Linked DNA regions of Homo sapiens: region 1 is linked to region 2. The links are chromatin contacts, found by POLR2A ChIA-PET in ENCODE. All regions are on one chromosome and are shown on one strand. The core of a region is the stretch at or near the end of the contact, and the rest is flanking DNA. Distances in the headings are between cores, read along the strand shown.

The links. ChIA-PET counts read pairs that join two places held with the same protein, here RNA polymerase II (POLR2A).
Region 1: POLR2A ChIA-PET joins it to region 2 with 10 read pairs in WTC11. The contact joins the promoter of RPL3L here to the promoter of TPSG1 in region 2. POLR2A ChIA-PET finds 5 or more read pairs at or near these places in 2 of 52 experiments (GM10248 and WTC11).

What each region holds. Positions count from the first base shown.
Region 1 is chr16:1,952,894-1,956,690 of GRCh38, forward strand. It overlaps RPL3L (ribosomal protein L3 like), which reads right to left and starts at 1,796. Exons shown (of 10, transcript NM_005061.3): 1 at 1,736-1,796; 2 at 1,063-1,255; 3 at 1-149. The coding sequence starts at 1,738. RefSeq lists an enhancer at 511-1,500.
Region 2 is chr16:1,222,802-1,226,517 of GRCh38, forward strand. It overlaps TPSG1 (tryptase gamma 1), which reads right to left and starts at 2,467. Exons shown (of 6, transcript NM_012467.4): 1 at 2,406-2,467; 2 at 1,801-1,827; 3 at 622-793; 4 at 1-116. The coding sequence starts at 2,451. It overlaps LOC124903621, which reads left to right and starts at 2,450. Exons shown (of 2, transcript XM_047434997.1): 1 at 2,450-2,760; 2 at 3,653-3,716. The coding sequence starts at 2,450. RefSeq lists a silencer at 1,319-1,505.

The DNA.
Region 1 (3,797 bases), core at 546-3,045, 730 kb after region 2:
CCGGCACTCATCACTGAGGTGTTCTGCAAAGATGGTCTTGAAGCTCCGGAGACCTCGAGGGGTGGCCACGTAGCCCACCACGCCCACCACCACTAGGGGCGGCGTTTCTACAATTGTCACCGCCTCCACCTCCTCCCGTTTGGAAATTTCTGGATGAGACACAGGGATGGGGCATGAAGGGGGACCTCCTGAGGCCTGTGGGGGAGGGAGTGGAGAGCCGCCCACATAGGGGCAGGACAGGAGAGTGTGGGGCCAGCCAGGACAGCATTCCCCAGAGGGTGGGGCTGAGCCCAAATGAGCATTTGTTATTCTAATGATTACAATGGATTTCTTTTTCTGTTTTTGAGACAGGGTCTCACTCTGTCACCCAGGCTGCAATGCAGTGGTGCAATCATAGCTCACTGCAGCCTTGACTTCCCAAGCTCAAGTGATCCTCCCACCTCAGCCTCCCAAGTAGCTGCGACTACAGGCACTCGCCACAACGCCCAGCTAATTTTTGTATTTTTTGTAGAGATAGGGTTTCACGATGCCGTCCAGGTTGGTCTGCAACTCCTGGCCTCAAATGATCCTCCTGCCTCGGCCTCCCAAAGTGCTGGGATTACAGGCGTGAGCCACCATGCCCGGCCTGCATTATTTCTTACAACTACTTGTGAATCTACGATTAAAACAACAAAAACTAACTATATACATAGGCGTACATATGAAATAATGGTACATGAAATAGACCCGAAATGGCCAAAAAGTGCAGATGTCCTGGCAGGTGGTTTGAACCGAGGGCTTGGGGCGCTGGCCTTTGAATCCTAGCTCCTGCGCTTACCGCCCCGGTGACTGGACCAGGTTCCTCACTGCTTTGTGCCTCAATGTCCTCATCTGCGAGCTGGGGCCATGACAGAACCCGCCCGGAAGCCCTGCCTGTGCTCAGCGTCCACCCCAATTCCCGGGGGCGAGGCCTGGTGCTCCCTGGGACTGTGGCCCTGTCTGGACCAAAAGCGTGAGTTCTGGCTCCGAGCATCTGGAAGGTTCAGCCCTCCCCCTCCCCCAAGGGTCCCAACTGTGACTCACTGAGCCCCGGCCGGTGCACCTCCCGCAGGGTGTGGGTCATGCCCGCCTTGTAGCCCAGGAAGGCCGTGAGGTGCACGGGCTGGCTGGGGTCATCCCGCGGCCACGTCTTCACCTTGCCCCGGTGCCGGTGGCTCCTCTTATGGGGCAGGAAGCCCAGGTGTCCGTGCCGAGGGGCGGAAAACTTCCGGTGGGACTGGGGGGCAGGAAGGAAGGAGGTCAGACCTGGGGTGTCCCTGGTGGTAGAGCTGGATGGTCCCAGAACCCATACCTGGAGAAATGGACTACAGGCTTCAGACTGAGGCCTGTGCTCAGCACCTCCCCTGTCTGCCTACAGGAGGGGAGAGGAAGGTTCACCAAGGGGCAGCGTCTTTGGGATGGGGTCTCCATAGCCACAGGCTTCCTGCCTCTGTGGGCTCAGCCTGGGGCCCAGGAGGGTCGCACCCATACTGCAGCCAAGGGCTCCTGGGGCAGGTGGCCGCTGCCATCTGTTCATCTCCAGGGCCCTCCCAGGCCCAGGAGCCCAGCCCTCGTCCCCTTGTTTCCCCCTCCAGCCTCCCATCCCCTCACAGGCTGGGAGACTGTCCCTCTGAGGGAGCATCCAGAAGCCCAGCTGTCCCACCCCCCCAGAGTTCCAGCTCCAACCCCAGCCCACCCTCACCCTGGTCCCACCAACCATGGTGGCCGATCCCTGAAGGTCAGGAAGGGGCCTCGCCGCTAGCCGCCAGAGGTCGAGTGGCAGGGCCAGGACTCACAGCTGCCAGTTCCCAGATTAGCCCCTGGCACAGTCAGCAGGGTCTCCGGTGCCAGGAGCAGGCAGGGGCGGGGCAGTGTTGGGGGCATCAGATAGACAGCCTGAGTGGGGCACCCGGAGCCAGGGCTGGCACTCCTTTCCTCGATGGCCCTGGGGCTGGGTCATGACCCTCCCAGGACAGGACTGGCCAGGCAAGGTGGGGGCCAAGGTAGCCGGTGGGGGCCTTCTCCCAGGCAGCGGCCAAGAGGAGGGGTCTGGAGCAGTTTGCCGACTTGGAGGCAGAGGGGGTTCCTGTCCTGAGGGCTGGGAGACAGCTGGATAAACAGCGGGGAGCAGGGCTGGGGACAGGGCAGACGAGGGGGAGGGCTGACTGCACCTTGAGGATCACCAGAGCTGTGCTTCCAGATTGAGATCCCTGGCTGAGTGCAGTGGCTCATGCCTGTAATCCCAGCACTTTGGGAGGCTGAGGCAGGAGGATCACTTGAGCCCAGGATGTCAGGCCGCAGTGAACCTTGACTGCACTCCAGCCTGCGTGACTGAGCGAGACACTGTCTTAAAAACAAAAAAAAAGCCAGCCTGGCCAACATGGTGAAACCCCATCTCTACTAAAAATATAAAAATTAGCCGGGCGTGGTGGTGTGGGCCTGTTAATTCCAGCTACTTGGGAGGCTGAGGCAGGAGAATCACTTGAACCTGGGAGGCAGAGGTTGCAGGTTGCAGTGAGGCGAGATCGCGCCGCTGCACTCCAGCCTGGGCAATAGGGTAAGACTCCGTCTCAAAAAAAAAAAAAAAATCAAGATCTGACTCCTGTCATTCACAATCATTGAAATACTTTTATGAATTTATCTTTTTTATTTTTTTGAGATGGAGTCGCTCTGTTGCCCAGGCTGGAGTGCAGAGGCGTGATCTCGGCTCACTGCAAGCTCCCCCTCCCGGGTTCACACCATTCTCCTGCCTCAGCCTCCCAAGTAGCTGGGACTACAGGCGCCTGCCACCACACCCGGCTACCTTTTTGTATTTTTGGTAGAGACGAGGTTTCACTGTGTTAGCCAGGATGTTCTCGATCTCCTGACCTTGTGATCTGCCTACCTCAGCCTCCCAAAGTGCTGGGATTACAGGCATGAGCCACCGCGCCTGGCCTTATTTAAAGAGACAATGTCTCATTCCATGGCTCAGGCTGGAATGCAGCGGTGTGATCATACCTCACTTGCAGCCTCAACCTTTTGGGCTTAAGTGGTCCTTCTGCCTCAGCAGGACCTAATTTTTAAATGTGTCTTGTTGTAGAGGCGGGCGTCTCACCATGTTGCCTAGGCTGGTCTGAAACTCCTGGCCTCAAGTGATTCTCCTGCCTCAGCCTCTCAAAGTGCTGAGATTACAGGTATAAGCCACAGCACCTGGCCAAATTTAAATTTTGAATTTAAGTTTTGAATGAAGAGGGGGTTGAAATCTTATTTTTTTTTCTTTTTTTTTTTTTTTTTTTGAGACAGGGTTTCTCTCTGGTGCCCAGGCTAAAATGTAGTGGCACAGTAATAGCTCACTGCAGCCTCAGTCTCCTGGGTTCAAGCAATCCTCCTGCCTTCATCCCCCTGAGTAGCTGAGACCACAGGCACTTACCACCATGCCTCACTAATTTTTGTATTGTTTATAGAGATGGGGATCTCATTATGTTGCCCAGGCTGGTCTCGAACTCCTGAGCTCAAGCAATCTGCCTGCCTTGGCCTCCTAGAGTGCTAGGATTACAGATGTGAGCCACTGCGCCCCTCAAAATCTTTTTCAATTCAAAGATTCTATGGTTGTAAAGTTTTGTTTTTTTTGTTTTTGTTTTGAGATGGAGTCTCATTCTGTTGCCCAGGCTGGAGTTCAGTGGCACAATCTCGGCTCACTGTAACCTCTGCTTCCTGGGTTCAAGCTATCCTCCTGCCTCAGCCCCACTAGTAACTGGGATTACAGGTGTGTGCCACCATGCCCAGCTGATTTTTGTATT
Region 2 (3,716 bases), core at 1,217-3,716:
CCGGCTGTCCTGAGGGGCTGGAGTGCAGGATGATCTGCCTCACGGTGGAGAAGTGGGGAGACAGAGTGATCTCCAGTTCCCCCAGGTGCACCTGGTAGTCGGATGAGTTCAGGGACCTGGGAGGGAAGGTGGCTGGGTGAGAGGGGCCAGCTGCGGAGGCTGGAGGTCAGTGTCGGCCCCGCCCAGACCCTACCCTTGCAGGCATCCGAAGCCCAGCTCTTCCCTCCTAGGCTTGGGACGCAGAAAGCCTGGGCAGTGGCCTCACCCTGCAGGGCCCAAGGACCACGGCAGCACCTTGGGGTTCCTGCCAGCCCCTGGAAAAGCCAGCAGCATGCCCGACACCAGCAGGGGCTGGTCAGGAGGCAGATTGCAAGCTCAGCTCCACGTGAAGAGACCGAGGGGAGGGAAGGAGGGAGGGAGCTGTCCATCCCTAGAGGTGAGCAAAGAGCTGCAGAACCTCACAGAAGGTGGGCAACCAGCTCCTCCCTTTCCATTGGAAGGAAGTAGGCTCAGAGTTCCCAAGCCTCGGAGTGAGTCAAGACCAAGTGGAGGCCTCTGCGCTGGCGCATGCCCCACTGGGGCCTGGACATTGAGACTGCCCCTGCCCACCCGGACACTCACCCGGAGAAGCAGTGGGCAGCTGTGAGCACCCACTGGGGGCTGAGCAGTGACCCGCCGCACACGTGCACCCTCCGCAGGCGGAGGCTGGCCTGCCATGGCCATGCGCCGGCCGGGGCAGCGTGACCCCCCACGATCCGGCCGCCTGCATCCGAAACCTGCGGCCGGCCACACCCTAAGTCGAAGGAGGAAGGGGTGCCTGGTGGGGATCCCAAGAAACCCACTGCACTTCCTCCATGAAGCCTTCCCTGACCACACCTCCCTGCCTTCTTGGGGACTTTGCTCTTCAGCTCTCTCGTCTGCCAGACTCTCCCCAGAAGCATCGTGGGTGCAGCAGAAATGACGTCTCAGGAGCAGTGAGCGCGCCTGGGGCTCAGGTCGTCCTTTCTAAGCACCATGCTCCACAAACTAACCAGGGCTCCCGGAGGCGGTGGAAAGGCTGCAGAGGGCCCCTAGGCGGCTAGAAAGGGGCTCAGAACGGTGGAGCCCCCGAGAAGGCCCGGGGTGCTGGGGGTGGCTGCCTAGTGGGCCCCGGTTTTCCTTCAGGGGTGGTGGAGATATTCGAAGCTGGATAAAATTCGGGGGGCGGGGGGCAGACAGCACTGTCCAAGGTGCTCGGGGCCTCTGAATTGGACGCTTGATAATGTAACTTTATCTTCTGTAAACTTCACCTCAGTAAGTTAAGAAGAAATTAAGAGGAAGTCAGCTGGAGACCCACTGGCCACACCTGGGTCTGCCTGAGCTGGATAATTGTGCTGGTGATGGAGTGTGGCCACTGGGCTGAATGGAAGGGAAGCTGGGATGTAGACAGACAGAGATGTTTATAGATAGGCAGCGGGTGTGGGGTGGGGCACCGGCTCTCCCACACGGCAAAGCCCCCAGCTGGTTCCAGGGCCACGGTGGGGACGCTGTGGGGAGAAAGTTCGAGGAGGGCCAGGTTGTTTCATGGCCTCAGAGCATCTCCCAAGGTACAGACTGACTACAGTGGTGGTGGGGGAGACAGCCCTGCAGCACACCCCGACCAGCCCCACTCAACCGAGAGATGCGAGCAGAAACCACGGCGACAAACTATGACCTCCCCGGGCCCCCATTGGGACCCCAGGGAAGGAGAGGGTCACCGAGGCCCTCCTGCCAGGCCTTGCCTGCACCCTCCCCCACACCCCACACCTGTCAGAGACGTACCTGGCTGCAAAGTCCTGAGGGACACACCTGTGGGAAAGACGAAGGGCCCAGGATGGAGGGGGCTGCCAAGGAGAGGGGTGTGCGGGCTCCAGAGGCCCCTGCCAGGCCTCAGGGCGGCACTGGGGTGGGGCCTGGTCCTGAGCAGAGGGGCCCGGCCTGGTGAGGCTGGGTCAACTGCTGTCTCACTGGCCCAGGGCTGGGTGGGACAAGCCACAGGCCATAAACGGCAGCTGGAGGCCGGGAGCTTGGCCTCAGGCCTGGGCCTCCTCCCCGCCCTCCAGGTCCTGCTCAGGAAAGAAATCACCAGTGTTCTAGGGCCTGGGACTCCTGGCACCCCCAACTCCCACCCGCACCCCCAACTACCACCCGCCCTGCCAACTCCTGCACCCCCAACTCCCACCCGCACATCCCTCCTGCCTCTCCCCAGCACGGACAGCTGGGCCTCCAGCCAGGGGTGCAGTCTCTTCAGAGGAGACACGGGGCCCCACAGGGTGGGGACTCAGCATGTTTCTCCGTCTCAGACCAGCCCCCAGTTTCACCCCCATCAGGGGTCCAGGCAGGAAGCAGATGCCCCCCCATCCCCACACCCAGGCCAGGTCACCCACCGGGCACAGCCAGGAGCAGCAGGAGGCCACAGGCCCCAAGGGCCATGGTGTCTGCCCACTGTAGGGAGAAGGAGGGCCAGCCTGACCCTTGGACCTGCTGGGCGTGGGGGATAGGGGTGGCCACACACCTGCTGTCAGGCAGGGCGGGAGGACGGAGGAGGAGGCCGGAGCTCCACAGACGGCCCCACCTGTTCCTTCTGCACCTCAGAGAAGGGTCGTCACCTCCATTTATCCCTGTGTGGACGCCACAGCCCTGGCACCAAGTGGCCGGCTCCGTCAAGGGAAAGCGGGGAAGGACAGAAGGCAAAAGTACTTCTCACCTTGTCTCTGCTCCGGGGCCAGGGCTGAGGGAGGGGTGAGTGTTCCTCTGAGTGCCGCCCCCTCCAAAAATTACTCCCTGGTTCCCTCGGGGCACGCCACCCCCTCTCCTTCATCCTCTGGGAGCCCAGTCCTGGGGGTTCTTCAGGAGGGTCCCAACTCAAGGCCCAGCAGCCCTTTGGAGACAGCTCAGGCCCTCGTGACAACCACTCTTTGAGAAGTCCCTGTCCCCACGTCCGGCAGCAGGTCCTGTGCTCGTGCGGCAGATCAGATGGGCACCACTTCACGGCCCAGCCTGGGTTGGCCCTTCCTAACCGTCCTGGCTGCCCCAGCCTGATGACTCAGCTGATTAGGGGCCCTGGGCAGCGCCCGGGACTTTCCTGCCGCCCTCCCCAGATCCAAATCACAGGCCAGGCTGGAGGGTCCAGCTGAGACCTTCTAGGTCAGGGATCCCCTCTTTGATGTGGGGAAACTCAGCCACGGGTTGGGGGGAGTTGCCTGACCACCCACCAGGATGTGGCCTCCCAGGCACAGACGTGGCCGCCTGCACGCCAGCACGTGGGGTAGCCAAGGCTCAGAACTGGAGGTTCAGTGTTTTTCCTGGTGACCAATAAGGACAACACCAGCATGCGGGGCCAGCAGTGCACCCACGGCCGGGCACCCTCCTCCCTCACGGCAGCCGCACACCTGGAGGGGGCGCCTCAGGGGAGGCAGGACAGTCCCACCCCACACAAGGGAGCGGGGTCTGAGCCACGAGTCCCCGGCCCAGGGTGCCCCTAACAGGGCGATGTCACCCAGTGGGGAGGGAGCCTGAGGGGCAGGGTCTTCATGGAACCAGGTCCTCTAGTCCTGACCTCTAGGGCTGTCCCCAGGTCCCCACAGGTGGGGACTTCAGGGCCCTCACCTGTCCCAACTCAATTCACCTGCAGCACTGGGGACCCCGTCTTTCTGCCTGTGCCCCAGCACGCCACTCCCCGCAGAGTGCTCCACACG